Linked DNA regions of Homo sapiens: all the other regions are linked to region 1. Evidence: chromatin loops called from intact Hi-C (ENCODE). Cell type or tissue: PC-9. All regions are shown on one strand.

Region 1 (2,500 bases):
GGGTCCAGCCTGCCACTGAATCAGGAAAGCAGTTTGTTCATGCAGAACGTGTCACTGTTGGAAGTTTCTCTCTCATCATTAACTAATTTGCTGTGCTTTGCCACAGCCCTTGTTATCTATAACCATGGTAACAATGCAAAGAGCTGTACATGCATTTATTTTGGACTCTAAAAGCCCAAGCATGGTTTATTTCTGTCTCTTGGCTCCAAGGAGCTGGGTGGGTCTGGAGGCAGGGGCTGGAGCTAGGGGACTGGCCCTTAGTCCTGAGCCTATCAGGGAGTGACTTCAAACACACAGCTTCTCTTATGGGACCTCAGTTTCCCTAAGTGTAAGGTGAGGGGATTGGGGTTGATGGTCTTTGTGGAGTCTTCCAGTGATATCTTTCTATCAGTTAAAGAGTCATGTGTATTTAGGATCTAGAGGGAGAGTTCCCCAGCCCACCCCAGAGGCTGTGAGCCGGCTGTGAACATGGGGATGTAGGCAGTGGTGTGTGGCTGCTGCATCTGGCAGTCCCTTCTTTCTGCTAATTTGGTGTCCTCACTATATAATTATACTGTGAAATTCCCTGACTGAAGATAATTTTTTAAAATATCTTTCCCTGACTCCCACTACTCATTGCCCAGATTCGTGAATGGGGTAAGTGGGTGTTTGCAGCTTTTGGCGGAGAACAAGGATGTTATGCAACCTGCCCTTCTCAGAATTTCCCAGCACCACCTCCACGCTGGGCCCCAGAAGGGAAGAATAGGGCTTTTCTGATTGGAAGGATACAGATTTTGACTTCTCTCAGTCTCAATTTCCTCCTCTGTCAAGTGGGGAGAAAATTTTCTTTCATGTGGGGTAACATGAAGAGTATGAGACCATGAACTGCTCCTCTGACCATAGGGAATGTGATGAAAATGTGGGCTTTCTCCCTCCTCCTGTGATCTTGGGCTGGTAACTTCACTCCTCTGAGCCTCGGTTTCCTCATTTACAAGTGGAGTCAATCAAAGCTATCTTTCAGGAGTGTTGTGAGGGGGTTAAATAGGAATACCAGCAAAAACACCCTGTGTTGTCATTACTCAGCAATTGGTATTTATTATGACTGCCAGCAAAGGCACGATGTCCTGTTACACCCTGCAGGATCGTGTTATCTGGGCGTGTCTTCCAGCTGGCTGTGGGCTGCATTGCCAGTCCAGTAAGATATGGCCAGAACTGACAACTAATGGACCTGTCAGCTCCATGCAGAGCACTTCTTGAAGCTCCCCAGAGGCAGGTGCCGATGCCACATCGATAAGCCCCATTCCCCTGATGGGCGCCTGACATTTCCTGCCTGCATTCCCCTGTCTGCCTGGGTCAGTGGTCAGACTGAGTCACAGCCACTCCCTGCAGCCCTGGCTGCCCACTGACCCAGGGCACAGGGCAGGAGGCAGCTGTGCAGGGTCAGTCCACTGATAGGGTGCCCTATCTTTTATATTTTAAAACATTATAATTTTTTCTTCTTATTTAACATGCTTATTATTCTTTCTTACATAAGGAAGATACTTAGAATGCCTTTGATCATTATTTATCTATTGCATATGTCAACATGTATTTATTTAAACAGAGATAAAGACCTGGAAGGAACCACAAGAGAGTTAATAGTTGTTGCCAGTGGGGAGAGGGGTTGGGAGAGGGGTGAAGCATTCACTTCTTTATAGACTAAACAAAATGGTGGGATTACAAAGGTGCTTAATTTTGGTTTGAATGAATGCTGCTCAGCATATTTTATGTTAAAAATTTGTTTTTATGTTTAAAAATTTTTAGAAAAGGTAAATAATATGGATTGCTTTAGAATTAGACATAAAATCTCAAAATGTAAAGAGACAAATGATAAAAACACTTTTTAGCAGAAGAAACATCATCATTTTTTTTGTTTGTTTAAATTGGGCTAATCTGTACTGGGCACCTATGCCCAGGGATTAATGTGTCTATTCAAACTCCCCATGGAGGTGAATGTTTTTCTTGTTTATTCTTCTCATTTCACAGATGAGATGGTACAGCCTCTGACCTGGGTTCTTTACACGAATCCTCTTAGTTCATGCACGTTTCAGTTCTGGAAGGGGGGGCATTCTTTTGTTATTGTACACTCTGCATGAGATTTGTACTGTGGCTCTGTGGACCTGTCTCCTTGCGAAGGCCAGGCTGAACGCAGGCTTCATGAAGACTTAAGCACCTGCAATATCTGTAGCTCCCTTGGGGAAAGATGCTCTGCAACGCAGACCCCTGCGCTGGCCACCCCCATCCCTGTTCCAGAGAAAACACGAGGACTGGTCTGGTGGGAGGCAATGCTTCCTGTTTCAGGGGATGATCTCATCTTGAACCTGAGGGAGGTCTAGCCGGTGTTGATTCGTTTTAGCAGGGGGCCTCCTGCGATTTTCAGCCTTCCCTTGGGTCAGCATAAGGGCATTTGTCTTTTAAGACTAAGGTGAGCAAATTTTAAAAGGAGAAATTGAAAGCCTGTTCTCTGGTTGTCTACATGTCT
Region 2 (2,500 bases), 180 kb before region 1:
ACCATGTCCATTCCATGCTGTTGTGGAGAGAGACGGGACTAGGGTGAGGCAGTTGAGGTGTGGGGTACAAGTGCAGAAGGGCGAGTAGCTCCTTCGATTTTGCTCTCTGGGAACCTTGCTTGCCTTACACCAGTACCCCAGCTTGGCCATGGTCCTGAAGATCCTGGCCAGTACCAGTTAAGAGGACAAAGAAATTAAAGGCAAAAGGACCAGAAAACAGCAAATAGAACTGTGCCAGGGAGAGACGAGGAAAATCATTGTTGTGCCAGCACACATCCTGTGTATCAGAACCAAATGGTGGATTTGAACAGAGATGGCCAAATGCCAGGTCGTTACAAGGGCAGCTTCTGAAGTAGACCGTGTGCGTTCAAAATTGTACTCTGCTGTGTAATGTTGGGGATGAAATTTCCCCTCCTCAAGCCTCAGTTTCTTCATCCACAAAGTGGGCATGGCAGGATTAAATGAGATGATGCTTTTGAAGCACAGCGTCTAGCATGGGGTGAACACTCAGTGAATGCTCACTTCATATTCTTGTCTTTCACTTGCTCGACTCCTGGGCACACAGTGGGACAGGGAAGGGAGGGGACAGTGATTTGTTGCCTGGTGCTGTAAGGTGTGGTTGGATCAGGCCTCTGTCAGGTTATGTTTCCCGAGGCTTGGTCTCTGTCCCTCTTTCTCTCCTGAGAGGCACACGAGTCTCCTTTCTGCTGCTGTGCTCACTGCAGGAACCACTGGGTGCCCAGGCCTAGGAGGCCCCAAAGGGCTCCTCCCCTGAGCTGCAATCTCTGGGTCTTTCTTGTTTCTTCTAGGCTGCTGAGGATCCTCCCAGGATATGGTGTGCTGGCGGCTGGGGTTGGTAGGATGTGGCCCTGGCCAAGGTGGTCAGGGCAAGTGGAATCATGTGCTCCCACCACCGGCCCTCAAAGGCTCTTTCCTCGTGTTGATGATTAAACTCAGAAGAATGAGGATGCTGAGTGCAACTGTTCTCAGGGCTGTCACGAGGCTGGGAGTGGACCCGGCTCTGTGGTTCAGGGGTTGGAACTTGCACACATGTGGGGAAGTTGCTGGGAGGGAGTTTTTTTTTTTTTTTTTTCCTCACACAGCTGATTTGCACTGTGTAGCAATGGAAGCCATGAGCTACCACACACCAGTTAGGAGACCTCAGCATTTGCCCTTCCAGAGTCTTGGTTTCTTTGTACCTAAAAATGTGAGGACAGCCCCCATCTTTTAGTTGATGTGAGCTTTCAATGAGATTACTATGCACAAAAAGCTCAGTGCTAGGCACAAGGTAGGCACCCGGTTAGGGGGCAGTGGATATTCTTATTAAAGAACATTGCAAATGCTCCCTGTGGATGTGAATTGTGCCTCAGAAGGCTCTGGGACCTGTCTGCCCCCCAGTTCTCTGCTGCTCCCATGTTTCTCTGAGGAGGGATTCTGGGAGCTGGGGGTGTGTGATGCACCCATCTGAACTTAGTGTGCCAATCAGAGTCAGTCCAGGCCCTTTGAGCTGCTTATGCCAGGCCAGTTTGCAGGTCCAGTGCTTGGTCCCATCTCAACAGTTCTTCCCCAGGAAAGCTGGGGCTGGGAGGTCTAGAGAAGGGGGCTGGAGGAGCTGGATATTGGGCCATCCTGATCCTAGCCAGGGAGATTCAGGAGCCTTAGTCTCGCCCAGCACTGTGGCCTCCTAACATTAAAGAGAATGTTTAATTAAACATTCGCTCAGCACTGTGGCCTTCTAACATTAAAGAGAATGTTTAATTAAACATTCGCTCAGCACTGTGGCCTCCTAACATTAAAGAGAATTAAACATTCTCTTTAGTGTTATCCCAAAAGACCATCTTACCACAAGAAAGGCAAGAAGAGGGGCAGCGAGTGGGACATCATTGCCAGAGTAGCTGAAACAGCCAAAACCTTAGGAGATTCCGAGGGTTCTGGATAATGTATGAATTAGAGGGAAGCTGTCTGCCATTGTCCAGCCAAATATTGCTTGTTGCTAATACTGAGATGAGGTTTAAAAATAGGAAGCATAGCAAGGTCTTCATTCCTTTCCTTCTAATCCTTCATTCCCTTCTGTTCTCTTTGCCACAGACTCCGCAAAAACCCTGCTCCGAGGAGTAACCCCCACTTAGGAATCACAAGTTCTGGGTGAGGGCTCACAGCGAGCCAATGCTGGGCTGAATGTCTTTAGATGACCACGCAGTTAATCCTCCTATGACTGTTCCATGGTCAGCCCCACTTAATAGGAGAAGAGACTGAGACTGAGGTGAGGCAACCAGCCCGAGGCCACATGGCAAGGGGTGGCAGGGCTGGAGAGGACCCAGGAGTCTGGTTCCAGCCAGGTGTATAGCCCGTTCTCTACCCAGCCTCTTGAGCGTCTTGCCAAAGAAAAACCCCAGTGAGAGAGGCGCTCCCATCCATACTCACGTCATTGAAGTGCTTAGTGGTTTTCATGATATAAGGGGTCCTTTCATTCTTTTCCAGTTTCATCCATCCTTGTCCG
Region 3 (2,500 bases), 240 kb before region 1:
GCCCGCTCTTCCAGTTCTGCTGAGCGCTGTATCCCCAGGGCCTACACACAGCGGGTGCTCTGTGATATTTGTTGTATGAATGAGAAAAGGAAGTACTGTCCTGAACCAAAGCAAATAGACTCCTTTGAAAAACAGGCTGGATGTGGTGGCTCACACCTGTAATCCCAGCACTTTGGGAGGCCAAGGTGGGTGGATCACCTGAGGTCAGGGGTTCGAGACTAGCCTGGCCAACATGGTGAAACCCCCATCTCTACTAAAAATACAAAAATTAGCCAGGTGTGGTGGCGCACGCCTGTAATCCCAGCTCCCTGGGAGGCTGAGGCAGGAGAATGGGGTGAACCCGGGAGGCGGAGCTTGCAGTGAGCTGAGATCGCGCCACTGCACTCCAGCCTGGGCAACAGAGCGAGACTCCATCTCAAAAAAAGAAAAAATAAATAAATAAATAAATAAATAAATAAATAAAAAATAAAAACGGTGGGACCCCAGAGTGCCCAAATGTCAGACTCTTGTTATGGGTTGGGTTTCTAAGCTGTGGAGTGGAAACAGACCAAAAGTAAGGGGACACTGAGCATGATGGTGGATCTGAGAGCAGGCTACGACGTCACCCCTGGGTCCCCAGGACTTGGCTGCAGCACGGCTCCCTGCAGGAGGAAGAGCCAGCTCAGAGGGGCTGGGGTCTGGGAGAGGGATGTGCCCCAGGGAGGTGGAGGGGAGTCGAGGCACGGCACCCCAAGAGCCTGGCTTTATGCACACCATGTGCCAGGTGAGCAAAGACCACAGAAATGTCTCAGAGCACTGCATGAAGGGAGGGCTAGAGTCACTGTAGAAATGTCAGCAAATTCCTGGCAACCTGCTTTACAGTGGGCCAGGAAAGCAGGTCCAGGCAAGGTACAGCCCTTACACACAGCCACCTCACCCTCACAGGGCGCAATGAGCTTGGGAGGCTGGGACTTTAGTGAGTTCATCTAAAGGCCAACCCTGTATCTGTGTGTGGATCTCGGGTTTGGAGGATGATGTGTAATGGTGTGTTGCTCACTCTATTAAATTCTTTTGGCCACACTCCCAGAGGCCTTGGTGGCGGGTGAGGCCAACCGCACTGTGGAGAGCCAGGTGATACAGTGGAGAGAGGACAGAGGCCTGGACTCAGATTCCAGCTCTGCCCTGTCCTGGCTATGAGACCTGGCCATGTGAGGTGACCACCCCTGTACAACAGAGACCATTTTGCCATCGCCCAGGGCAGTGGTGGGTTATATCTGTGGCAGACCCAGCACACACTGGATCCTGTCGAAGCGGTCAGTGGGAAATGAGGAAGTTTTGGGCCCCTTCTGGTCAGAGACGTACCCTTGGCAGCCGTGATTATTGAAGTCCTGGGCGCAGTCCACCAGCTGCTGTTCCGCCTGGAAGAAGGACACAACCCAGTGACCTGCCAGCTGAGAAGCCGTCAAGGCTTTGGCGTGAGGCGCTAAGCCTCCCTGGCTGAGCCACATCTGAGGCCCCGTCAGTGCTGTGTCAAGGTGACCAAATTATAAACTCCCCAAGGGCAGGGACAGTTGCTGTATGTCCTGCAGTGCCAGCCCAGCAGCTGGCACATGTCGGGAGGGGCTCAGTAAGCAGGGGCAGCCAGGGAAGGTGAGAGGGGGCAAGGGCTGTTGGGTCCAAACCCCTGCCCCGTAGGTGTGCCCATACGATGCAGAGTGTGGGGTCCCACAGCGGTGTATAGGATGGGGGAAACAGGCCCAGCCAGAGACCCTACCCCCACCTGTCCACAACCCAGGGTCCTCATGGCATCACCAGGCCGGCTGTGCACTGTCCCTCCTTTCTCCACAGAGGCAGGGGCTAGGATAGTTCCTTCAGGGGCATCATCCGTCTCTTGTGGGCGAGGGGATGGATGCATAGGTCCCGGCTCTTCCCTCATGAAGACAACTGAGGCTGCTGGGAAGGGTGTAGCTCCTAGTTGGCTACCCACCAGGCAGGCTCCGCCTTTCTGAACCCCTCCGCCGGGAAGGCTCCAGGCTGTCAAGCTAAGGACCACCCAGATCCATCTAGGAATGAGCCCTTGGGCCGGTTCCTTAATAAACTCAGATCCTTCCCGGGAAAAGCATCAATTGAGATTCTCATGCCAGATGTCCACAAGGCTGGGGCATCTGGGTCCACCTGAAACAGCACCCTTAGCCAATGCTCCAGGGAAACCAAAGGCCCAGGCCTGGCCCACATCAGGATGGGGTGTCCTCCGCAGGGGGTCGCCTGTGGCTGATTTCTTACCAAGGACAGCATCTTTCCGGTTGCGATGGCGATCGCAGACTCCAGGGCCCCAGTGGTGGAGAAAGTCCAGCAACTGCCGCAGGCACCCTGGAAAGGCCAGGGGAGAGCAGAGGACATCAGTGATGGGGACGCCGTGAGACAGCCCTGCCTTCTGCCTTCCTCTGCTGACCCTGCCAGAGCTCCCGAGTCCCCAGGTGCCTTGGCAGTTTACCAAGCCCTGTTCCAGATCCATTCATTC

The links. Hi-C counts contacts between places; a loop is a spot of excess contacts. Peaks named below come from ENCODE experiments on the same cell type or tissue, not always from the same donor. Only the 100,000 strongest peaks of a DNase experiment are listed, where the experiment ranks them.
Region 2: a loop joins it to region 1, with 5 times the contacts of the local background. A loop is called at or near these places in 3 of 110 quality-filtered maps.
Region 3: it touches region 1 in a loop (8-fold over the local background); 4 of 110 quality-filtered maps call a loop at or near these places.

What each region holds. Positions count from the first base shown.
Region 1 is chr15:79,169,252-79,171,751 of GRCh38, forward strand. No RefSeq gene overlaps it. Among named protein-coding and RNA genes, the nearest start is that of MIR184, 39 kb to the right of the region's middle. In PC-9, no CTCF peak of the experiment used is centred here; a DNase peak (open chromatin) is centred at 1,200; H3K4me3 peaks cover 350 bases; H3K27ac peaks cover 1,987 bases.
Region 2 is chr15:78,987,765-78,990,264 of GRCh38, forward strand. RASGRF1 (Ras protein specific guanine nucleotide releasing factor 1) reads right to left here. Exons shown (of 27, transcript NM_001145648.3): 22 at 2,425-2,500. Among named protein-coding and RNA genes, the nearest start is that of CTSH, 44 kb to the left of the region's middle. In PC-9, no CTCF peak of the experiment used is centred here; a DNase peak (open chromatin) is centred at 987; H3K27ac peaks cover 1,372 bases.
Region 3 is chr15:78,930,110-78,932,609 of GRCh38, forward strand. CTSH (cathepsin H) reads right to left here. Exons shown (of 12, transcript NM_004390.5): 6 at 2,263-2,349; 7 at 1,342-1,397. Among named protein-coding and RNA genes, the nearest start is that of CTSH, 14 kb to the right of the region's middle. In PC-9, no CTCF peak of the experiment used is centred here; DNase peaks (open chromatin) are centred at 22 and 982; H3K27ac peaks cover 1,721 bases.